Linked DNA regions of Homo sapiens: region 1 is linked to region 2. A link is an interaction called in ENCODE POLR2A ChIA-PET data of the cell type or tissue named here. Cell type or tissue: OCI-LY7. All regions are shown on one strand.

Region 1 (2,500 bases), 890 kb before region 2:
GTGCATATTTTGGAATAAAAATAGTTATAATGATAGTTATAGCTTAACCTATTGAGCGTTTACTGTGTGTAGGCACTTAGTACTTTACATATTGTAACTCACTGAATCCTTCCTTCTACCTTACAATAATAGTAGGTATAATGCTCATTCCGCAGAAGAGGAAACATGCTCAGATAGGGCAAGTAATTTGTCTAAGGTCACAAAGCTAAGAAAATGAGAAACCAGCTCAAAATTATTAAATCTGAACATAGATTTTCTTGGGAAATTACTGTTAAATTTCTCAAATAGATTGTAAGTGACCTTTAGAGACCTTCATTTCACTTACTTCATTTATTTATACATGACCCACCTAAGGCAAAGCATTTAGTTTCTTTAAGCGCAAGTTTCGTCATCTGAAGAATGGACAAATAATAATACCACCTCCCCCACCCCACCCCAGAGTTTCTGTGAGGATTAAATGAGATAATGCATATGCAGTGCCTGGCCCATAGTAGATGTTCAGTATATTTTTTACCATCATTTGTTAATTTGACAAGTAGTCAAATTAGTGATGCACATCAGAATCATCAGTGGAAACTTTTCAAATATTGAGGTCTGGGTCCCAAAGTGGGGTATTTTGAAAAGTTCCCCAAGTGATTCTGATTCACATTCCCTTATGAGAATCACTGCTGAATGTGACCAATATTCATTAAGGAAGCATTTTGCTCAAGGCATTTTGCTGTGTGCTAAGAGAGGTGTCAGATGCACAATAATGGCAAAAGTCACATAAAAATAAGTAAATTACTATGAGAGATGAGTGAGTCCTCCTGCAGCAATCAGGAAAGTCCTCATAGAGGCAATCACAGTGGGCTGGGCTTGAAGGCACAGCAGGGTTAGCTTGCCAAGAATGGTGGCAGGGCAGTGAGTGAAGGTAAGTGGCATGATGGTGCAAATAATGTCACTGGTGCCACTACTGGCTGGGACATGGAGTCTGGGGAGAGTCGGGAGATGAAGCCAGGTGGTTGGCTGCAGTCAGAGAATGGAAGCTCTTGGACTTCTGACCAGTTGGGTTTGCACTGCATTTAGAGGACCACGACAAGCCATTAAGATTTTCTGAGCCAGAGAGGGAAATGCTCAGAACTATCCTTTCACCTGTTAAGTCTGGCACTCAAATAAATTAGAAAGTATAGAACCCAAAGGCAAGAAATGAGCAAGGCCAGAGACATCTGTTGCATCAGCCCAGGCCTCAGAATAGGAGCTTGGACTAGGCAGGGTACTGACAGGTGGTTAGGCTAAAGGAACAACTATATAAACCTGGAGACTGAATTAGCTGTTGGGGGAGGGGTGGTGAGAGGAAGAAGAAGTGAAGATGACTTTGAGATTTGAGCCTGCGTGATGGGAAGAACAGCACTGTGACCAGAAAAAGGGAAGTGGGGGTATGAGCTGGGTGGGGGGAGGGAAGATGATGAGCTGAATGTGTTGAGCTGGAGATGCCTGGGCACAAGGTACACATATCTAGGAGTTAGGTGGCACTGTGGAGCTTAAAGGAGAGATCAGGGCTACACACAAACAAATAAATAGAACACAAAGTGAGTCAGCTGCACTGAGGGGTGTCGCTTCAGCCTTGGCAATGGTAGAACTCTGTGGGAAGGAGAGTAGAGCAGGGATTCTTAACCAAAGATCTGTGGATAGGATTTTTGTTTGAGGGTGTCTGTGAACTTTTTAACATTTTAAGCAGAATATTACTATGTATATTAAAAAGCCCACAATCTCATTGGATAAGTTACTCTAAACAAGGTTAAAACCTACTAATATATATATAGGAGAGGTGGGCTGAGATGCTTCTCATGGAATTTTCACATCGTAGGTAGGAACAAAATATTCCAGCCAATCTCTGCAGTCTTGACTGTCATACCTCAGACTGTGGTGGCTGTTTTATTATTATTTTTTTTAATCAGGGCCAGACTGTTTGGTCAAGATTGTCTTAAAAATGTTTCTTCTTTCCAAGATATTCAATGGGGAAAGAATAATCTTTCCACAAGTGTGGTGAGATAAGTGGATATCCACATGCAAAAGTATCCATCTGGACCCTCTGACTCTCACTAAATACAAAAGTTAACATAAAATTGGTCAAAGACCTAACTGTAATAGCTAAAACTATAAAACTCTTAGAAGGCAACATCCTCAAAGACATAATTTTTGTGACCTTAGTTTGGCCAATGATTTCTTAGATATGGCACCTGAAGCCCAAGCAACCAAAGAATAAACTGAACGTCATCAAAAATTCAACTTTTGTGTTTCAGGGACACTATCAAGAAAGCAAACAGACAACCCATAGAATGGTAGAAAATATTTATAAATTATATGTCTGATAAGAATCTAGAATATGTAAAGAACTTTTACAATTCAACAATAAAAAAATACAGTTAAAAATAGGCAAAGGATTTGAATAAACATGTATCCAAACAAAATATAAAACAGGCCAATAAGCACATGAAAATATGCTCAACATCATTAGCCA
Region 2 (2,500 bases):
GAATTAAGACATTAGCAACCAGGATGGAAAAACACAAATTTGTAAATGATGGCCAGGTTTGCAAGCAAAAATTAAATTGATAAATGGCAGCACCCCCACTACCAGCTATAGTTAGACTGATGAAAAATCCTCTAATGTTCATGCCTGAAATACAGTTACCACCCTTAGCAGCAAATTAGAGGCAAAGAAGTTCTGGAATTTGGACGTTGTCTCTGAGTAAGCTCTTTGAGACACTGGACAAGTAATTTCCTTCTGAATACTCTTATACTGACACATAGGAGAAGTGTCAGTGTTTCAAAGGAATCTCTTTGAAGGCTACTACATTGCTTTAGGGGTGCCAGATTACCAGAGTAAACTGCCAGTTTGAGAGAATAACTGTTTCTTAAGAGATGGTCTGAAACCTAAGTAAGGAAATCCCCCCACTTGAAAGCCCCTAGGAAGTTAATTGCTTTTGGCAAATTATCTTGGGCCCCAAAAGTCCCTTGATGAGCACATGTTTTGTAATAGGTACTAAAGACTATTTACTTATGATGAAAAATAAAATAACACAATTTAAAACTTGAAATTGATAAAAAGCAACTTGAAACCAAATTTAGGACAGTGAACCCATCCCTTTCTTATTTTTAAATAGGTAAATATAGAAAAAATGACCACATGATGTGAAACAAAAAGCAAATATTTAAAAACTACATTTATACTTTATCTCACCACACTAATGTAAAGAATTTTGATTTTACTTATAAATTCTTAGCCTTGTCTACACATATACATAATTGCATGTTTAATTTGAGCTATATATAGTCTGTTTTTTGTTCCTTTGCATGTTACACAAACCTTTTTCTATTTCTACATAATTTTTATCTCATATTTTTTATTGGATACATTATAGAGAGAGCATTTATTAAATGAGCTGGGATTACTATAATTTTTATTATTTATTTTTTAATTTATTACTTATTTTTATAATTTACTATTGAAAAAAAGCATTTCTTAAATGTACTGGGATACATATATATATATGACTTTTTCTTGTTACTAAAAAATTACTCATAGAACTTACATATTAAAATTTTAGGACTTGTGATGAAAAATAATAAAATAATTCAAAACGATAAAAAGCAACATAATTTTATATGTTGTACCTTGTACTTCCTTATAAGGTACAACACTACAATAGCCTTAGTGTGTAGTTTTCTTTTTGCTATGTATGTATATATATATTCATAAAAGTGGAAAAATAACATTTAATAAATCCTCTTTATTTTCTGGAAAATCCTTGCTTTAAAAAAAGTCTTTAGCTTTTTATATAGTTCTACTTCTAACACCAATTAAATATCTTCAATTCAGTCTCAAGCAGGAACAAATCTTCAGTCCACTTGCCTACCTTTACTGTCTTTGAAGTGACAGTGTGAGTAGTAAAGCCCAAATCAGAGAGAAATTGACTTTTGTAAGATTGGTAACTTCACCTTCCCCGGAAGGAAATGAGGTGGTTCTTCCCTTTGATCACAACTGCTTTCTTGATTTGAAATAAACTGTTGTACAGCCCAGTCACCCCATCTTTAGACATTTAGAAATGGCAATCATAGTTATATAGGACAACTAGCCTGAGTCCCACTAAGTAGAAATGATAGTGAATTTAGTATAAGATTATACCTTTAGGCTGGGCAGGTGACTCACACCTGTCACCCAGCACTTCAGGAGGCCAAGGTGGGTGGATCATGGATCACTTGAGATTAGGAGTTTGAGACCAGCCTGGCCAACATGGCAAAAACCCAACTCTACTGAAAATACACAAATTAGCTGGGTGTGGTGGCGTGCCTGTTATCTCAGCTACTCGGGAGGTCGCGGCAGGAGAATCACTGGAACCTGGGAGGTGGAAGTTGCAGTGAGCCAAGATCATGCCACTGCACTCCAGGCTGGGCGACAGAGTGAGACTCCGTCTACAAAGAAAACAAAGAAACAAAAAATCATACCTTTAGAGCAAGGCCAGCCTTGTGAATTAGCAAATCTGACTACAAATTCAATCAGCAGATGTACTCAGCCCAGCAAAGTGAGCAAGCTTACTATAGGTTGTGTTAAGGCATGGACTGGGATAAACTGGCAAAATTAGAGTAAATTTGACAATTTGACATTGGATTCATTAATGATAGCCTGTCCTTCAATGAAGTCAGGCAGCATTGTGTTTCTATTCACCTCTGTGTTTTGTGAGGCTATAAAAATATAAGATATGAGAAATGTGAATACTTTTTATTTGTGAGGGCAGATATCTTGAAAAAGAGAGCGAGAGGAAGTCAGAGTATGCGGGTGAAGACTCTTGTTTTTTTGCTGAGGATTTAGCTTTGGTTTTTAGCCATTCTCACAGAGATCATTGGTCCTAATTAACTGGTTGTTGTTGTTTTTTTTCATGTGAATGTCTGTAAGGTTTCAGGCTTGATTTTAAAAATTGGGCCTATACTCACAGAAAGACAAATACTGCATGATCTCGTTTATATGTGGAATC

What was found. Peaks named below come from ENCODE experiments on the same cell type or tissue, not always from the same donor. Only the 100,000 strongest peaks of a DNase experiment are listed, where the experiment ranks them.
Region 1: POLR2A ChIA-PET joins it to region 2 with 5 read pairs; 1 of 35 experiments calls an interaction of 5 or more read pairs at or near these places.

Annotation. Positions count from the first base shown.
Region 1 is chr10:88,107,004-88,109,503 of GRCh38, forward strand. No RefSeq gene overlaps it. Among named protein-coding and RNA genes, the nearest start is that of PTEN, 240 kb to the left of the region's middle. In OCI-LY7, CTCF peaks have their summits at 1,516 and 1,723; DNase peaks (open chromatin) are centred at 878 and 1,368; H3K4me3 peaks cover 1,549 bases; H3K27ac peaks cover 2,500 bases.
Region 2 is chr10:88,993,883-88,996,382 of GRCh38, forward strand. The region is part of intron 1 of FAS (Fas cell surface death receptor); the gene reads left to right. Among named protein-coding and RNA genes, the nearest start is that of FAS-AS1, 2.2 kb to the left of the region's middle. In OCI-LY7, no CTCF peak of the experiment used is centred here; no DNase peak of the experiment used is centred here; H3K4me3 peaks cover 2,160 bases; H3K27ac peaks cover 2,293 bases.